Linked DNA regions of Homo sapiens: region 2 is linked to region 1. A link is a contact called in ENCODE Hi-C or POLR2A ChIA-PET data. All regions are on one chromosome and are shown on one strand. The core of a region is the stretch at or near the end of the contact, and the rest is flanking DNA. Distances in the headings are between cores, read along the strand shown. Region 1 has its middle 56 kb from the start of PTENP1-AS. Region 2 has its middle 11 kb from the start of SPINK4.

Region 1 (2,891 bases), core at 162-2,661:
AAAATGAGCAAAACATATGATCATACATTTAATAGAAGAAACATGTATGACCAATAAACATATAGAGATATTTTACTTCATTGATGATCAGGATCCAATGATACATAGCTTTATATCCACTTGATTAGCAAAATATAAAAAGTCTAGAAATATAAAATGTTAGCGAGGGTATGGATTCATAGGATTACTTATAAATTACTGATGGGAGCATAAGTACTATAAACCACTGGGAAACAGTTCAGCATTATCTCACAGTTGAAGATTCCTATATCCCATGACTCAGCAATTCCACTTCTAGATTTACATCAGGAGAGGCTCTTGCATACATGACTCAGCAATTCCACTCCTAGGTTTACATCAGGAGAAGCTCTTGCATACACATATCAGAAGACATAAATACAAAAGTGTTTTCAACAGCACCAAACAGTAGAAAAACATGGCACCAACCCACATATGCACTGAAAAGAGTGAATGAATAAACTGCGGCATATTCATATGAGTCAAAATGAATGAACTATAGTGAAGAGCAAGGTTATAGGTGAATCTTAGCAATATAATAGCAAATGTAAAAACTAAGCCTAATGAGATGATGCAAAGTATAACGTGCTTTTCATAAAGCTAAAAACAAGTCAAGAAAGTAATTTTCAGGACTAAAATATATTAGATCAAATTATATTGAAAAGAAAGCAAAGACCACTTGTATGCTGCAGCCTACCTTATCAGCTCATGGGAGCTGACTGTATACATCTTTCCCAACTCCAGTTTTAGTGACATCATTTTGTTAGCTTGAAACTGGCCATAGTGAGGGTATTTACACTACAGAAATCAGCAAACACAACAAATTACGCTTTGCTTTATTTTCCTCCAGAGAGTTAGTTGTCAACCCTTTACCAACACACTACTGGCAGGGAATAATAATGACCCAAGTTCAGGATTTTTATAAGGCTGGGGCATGGCAGGAGATAGAATGAGAGAGAACTACACAGCTATACATTTAAATATTCTAAAGGTCTATCTTGCATAATGTTGAGGAGGAGATATTTTACAAGTTCCTATTATGTTTTTAAATAAGTAATTATTCATTGACAAGAAAGTCCTGTGTGTTATTAACCACAGGTTAAGATAAATAAAATTGTATGCATATAGAATCAAAAAGAAGAGAAAATAAAACAAATAAATGAATAGATTAGAGTTCTTACAAGAAAAGGATTAAGAACATTTTATAGTCAAAACCAGGAGTGAAATAGCAGTGGGTCACCTGCTACCATCCTCATATAGACATCGGCTGCTGAACTAATCACAGCGGACAACCTACCACCCAACAGACCTGGACCCTTGTCAACCCCTTTGCAACAGAGAGCAGGGGTTTAGACACTAAGGGTGAACGTGAAAGCATGGAGATGACGCCTGGCCCCTGACCAAGGTGGAACTGCCTGGAATAAGATGGGAGCAAATTCCGCAGTGGACACGCTGCTGCTTTTCATCTCCACTATGACCACGTGCTGCTGGTGGTTAAATACCCCACCTGGGTTCAGTCACCTCAGACTGTGCCATTGTCACTGAACTCAAGGACCCATTTTAATTGTAGCCTTTTACTCTGTTCGTGCTTTCAGCCTGGAGAACAGAGCTAGTAAAATTCTTTTAAAATATTCCACCGCTTCACTAATGGCATGGAAAAGACAAGAGCTTTTAAGGCTCTGGCATGAAATAGGGAGACAGTTGTTACATTCCTATTTCATGCAGTCACTATTTCCCTCTACATTAAGCTGAGGAGTGTAGTGTTTCAGTGACATTTAGCATGGAACAGTGCTGGGTTCAGACCTGCCTTTCCCAAACAAGCTGACTTGTCAGGACACAGCCCACTGCCTACCTACATTACCTTAGGAAAGAAGACAACAGCGTTGAACAGCATTCAGTCCAAATTTGTGTTCTGTCTTCCTTGGACAAGTACCAACAAAATGAAATCCTATCACATTTCCTATAAATTTTGAATGCCATAAACTTTTCATGAGCAATTCTTTTTGGAGTGTTGGACTTTCTGTTCTGATTTTATATTCTACTCTTTGGGCTTTGTTGTACTTGAAATCAAGTTCACCTTTCAGAGGCAGTGATGGGTGAGGTAAGAGATAGACTCTTACATCTTCCTCCCCAACACACACACACACACACACACACACACACACACACACACACACACACACAGAGGCACTGTGTTTCCCAGTAACGGAGAAGCCATGGGGAGAATTTCAGAGGTTTTTTTTGAGATGGAGTCTCGCCGTGTCGCCCAGGCTGGAGTGCAGTGGCACGATCTCAGCTCACTGCAAGCTCTGCCTCCCAGGTTCACACCATTCTCCTGCCTCAGCATCCTGAGTAGCTGGGACTACAGGCGCCCGCAACCACGCCCGGCTAATTTTCTGTATTTTTAGTAGAGACGGGGTTTCACCGTGTTAGCCAGGATGGTCTCGATCTCCTGACCTTGTGATCTGCCCACCTCAGCCTCCCAAAGTGCTGGGATTACAGGCGTGAGCCACTGCACCTGGCCAATTTCAGAAGTTTTGAGGGAGCTAGGGTTTTCTAATTCTTCTATATCCTTGGATATCTCCATTCTTAATGTCAAAAATAATCTCTGGAGCTGGTTCCAGGAGTCTCAACCCATTTGCTACAGTACATGCACCATCTCAGGTGTCCAAAGGTGAATATTTGATTAACTACTTCACAGCTTCATACCCCTGCTGCTGTTTTTCCATTCTGGAATGTGGAAAGCAGTGTGACTCCTATTAACTGACCAGTAGTCAATTTCAACTACCCATAAATATGTGAGTGTCTTGTATCTGTAATCCCCTATCTGGTGCCATTTTTGGAAACCAGTTAAGACTCTTTTATCCTAAAAA
Region 2 (2,891 bases), core at 274-2,773, 390 kb before region 1:
TCCCTTGCCCTTGCCAGCTTCTTAAGGCTGCCTCTAACCCTGGGATCCAGGCCTGCATCACCCCCCACTCTGCTTTCATCATCACAGCTCCTTCTTTGACTCTCCCTCCTCCCTCTTATGAGAACTTTATGGCCCAAGCTCACCCAGGTAACCCAGGATAACCTCCCCATTTCAGGATCCTTCCTTTGATCACAGATGCAGAATCCCTTTTGTCATGTGAGGTAACATATTCACAGGTTTGGGGGATAAGGAGGTAGGTATTTGGGGGGATGGGAGCATCGGTCTGCCTATCACAGTGAGTGAGTGGCCAAATGAGGGTTCAAACCCGGTTCTGTCGTATTCCTGAATCTGGGATCTTTCTCCAAACCACACTGCCCCTTCCTTCAGTCCTTCCTGTCCTTGGAGCTGTCCTGGGTTCCCAGCAAGCACAGATTCTCAGAAAGGGACAGCAGAAGACCCTAAGGCTGGACATATCAGGATATCACATATCCTGGTGAGAGTCCAAAGACTTCTTTTCAAATCTGGGAGGGAAGAGGAGAGACGGCAGGAGACTCCATGCCCATACCCCATTCACCATAAAGGGAGGGGGAGGTTGGCCTTGAGGGCCAGACAGGAGAGGTTCTGCAAAGGGAGCAGTGTACCCTCTGAACAATGCCGAGGACAGCACAGGTACTATGTGAATGTTGGTGAGGAGGGTGCAGGTTGCTGGGGTCGGTGGTGGGATGAGTAGCAGTATTTTGGACCCCGTGTCTAAATTCAGCCTGGTCATAGATACTGCCAGTGGCTGTGTCTGGGAAGATGCCAAGCTGGGGTCACATGGGTCCTGCCTGCTGAACCTATAAGTGCCGTGGGGCATGTGTGGCAGCTCCTCCCACCTTCTGCCTGGACCCCCTGGAATGACTGCCTTTTGGAGAGGGTCTATATTCAGGGACCTCTAGACCTTAGCTGGGCCCAGATGCAAGGAGGTTCCACCTGTGGTCCACACTCGACTATTTTGGCAACTTCCTGCCAAGGCTGGACCACAGAATTTTCCACGAAACTCACTTCAAATTGTGCGGCTCTTTCAGCTCCTGCTATTTCAGTTACTGGGCCAGGATGGGCTTCTGGGTGTATGTATTTAAAACCAGAATCTATGGTGGGCAGAGGAATCTGGTAAGAGTCTGAGATTTAAAATCAGATATTGTTTTGAATGCCGGCTCTGCCACTTACAATGCTGGAAACTTCGAACTTGTCATTTAATCTTTCTGAGCCTTAATTTTCTCGTCTGTAAAATAGATAGAATTATAAGGCCAGGTTAAGAGGCTAAGAGGGGGAACTCCTTGTGCGGATCTAAGGACCCCTCCTCGAGGCTGGGAAGAAAGAGGTGGGCAGGAGACCCTGGGCAGGGGACCATGCCCAGATCACACCCACCACAGGGAGAGGGCAGCAGAGATCTTCGGGCAGCTTGAGGGTCAGGTGGAGACAATCACCAGGGAGGGGCAGACAAGCCCTGAGGCCTCACCTGTCAACGCACTGACTCACCTCAAATATTTACTGGGCGCCTTTGAGCATGAGAACTAGACCTCTCCCTTGCCTGCCTTGGACCAGTGCCCATGGGCATGTTGAAAGCACCTGCCTGGAAGAGAGTCTGCCTTAAGAGGGTGGGTACCAACCAGGGCCACCTTGGATATGGAAAAGAAACATCATGAAAAGGAAAGAATTTCCAGGGCTCCTGGAACCGACTGAAGACTTTAGCCTTTTGGGCTCTGAGGCTGTGCCATTTGCCAGGCTCCAAAATCGCTAATCATTTTATCCTGTTCCTTTGGCAACAATAGGGTACATGTGACCTCAGCCCGGCCCATCACAGATGCCCAATTTCCAGGCCACATTGATTGGTTCAAGAGATGAGCACATGACTTACCCAACCCAATCAGAGTCTCCTCTTGGGTTTTTATACACTGAAGGAGGCTGTGGGGAGAGGAGAAAAGTCCCTTCTGTTCCTTTAGTTCACAAAGTTGGGAAAAGCGGTCTGCAGCCATACCTCCCCATCCCTAATAGCAAACAGTAAGCCTGTCTATAAGTGGGAGAGCATGATGACAGCCCCCCCAAAGAAAAGTATGAGAGTGGGAGATTGTGAACAAAACTCTGGTTCTCCCCAGCACACCCCAGGATCCTTTGGGCAGGTTGCATGGCCTCTGAACTTTGCTGCTGGATACCTTACCTGCCCCCACTCCAGTTAAGTGCACACTACAGGGCCCATGGAATCTAAGGGGAATGGCACCCCCTGGAGATGAACAGAACACATTCCACACAACCACATGAAGTAGCCCTGATTACAGGTGAGCAACTGAGGCTCAGAGGTGCAATGACACACCCAAGGTCACACAGACAAGGTGTCCAGACTCCAGAGCCCAGGTTCTGATGGCATGGCTGCCTCCTGGCCCACCCCTGGCACAGCCCAGAAGGGAGGCAGCACTCAGGACTCCAACATGAGTCTGGGAGCTGTTACTCTGGACAACGGCACCCCTGTGTCCAGGAGCCATCAGGAGGCCCTTGTTGGGCCAGCTTTATGAAGCCCTGGGCTCTTGTGAGCGAATTCATCGTACAAGTGAAAGATCAGCATGTGGCCATGGTGAAACCCTGTCTCTACTTAAAATACAAAAATTAGCTGGGTGTGGTGGTGCGCGTCTATAATCCCAGCTACTCGGGAGGCTGAGGTGGGAGAATCCCTTGAACCCGGGAGGCGGAGGTTGCAGTGAGCTGAGATCGTGCCACTGCACTCCAGCCTGTGCAACAGAGCAAAACTCTGTCTCAAAACAAAACAAAACAAAGTAAGCATGTGGGGAAGGTTTAGTAACATCTGTGGCTTTTGTCTGACCAGCAACATTCCTCCTTTCGGTAATAGAATCCCA

What was found. Hi-C counts contacts between places; a loop is a spot of excess contacts on that map. ChIA-PET counts read pairs that join two places held with the same protein, here RNA polymerase II (POLR2A). Pooled maps may share reads with other maps.
Region 2: a map of mammary epithelial cell shows a loop between it and region 1 (24-fold over the local background). The contact joins two enhancer-like sites. A Hi-C loop is called at or near these places in 2 of 168 maps with a recorded cell type or tissue (PC-9 and mammary epithelial cell) and 2 of 50 pooled maps. POLR2A ChIA-PET finds 5 or more read pairs at or near these places in 1 of 52 experiments (MCF 10A).

The regions. Positions count from the first base shown.
Region 1 is chr9:33,619,465-33,622,355 of GRCh38, forward strand. No RefSeq gene overlaps it. Among named protein-coding and RNA genes, the nearest start is that of PTENP1-AS, 56 kb to the right of the region's middle. Within about 2 kb of position 1,412, at least 2 of the 41 ENCODE cell types and tissues checked have a DNase peak (open chromatin) inside an H3K27ac peak, as active enhancers do.
Region 2 is chr9:33,228,053-33,230,943 of GRCh38, forward strand. No RefSeq gene overlaps it. Among named protein-coding and RNA genes, the nearest start is that of SPINK4, 11 kb to the right of the region's middle. Within about 2 kb of position 1,524, at least 6 of the 41 ENCODE cell types and tissues checked have a DNase peak (open chromatin) inside an H3K27ac peak, as active enhancers do.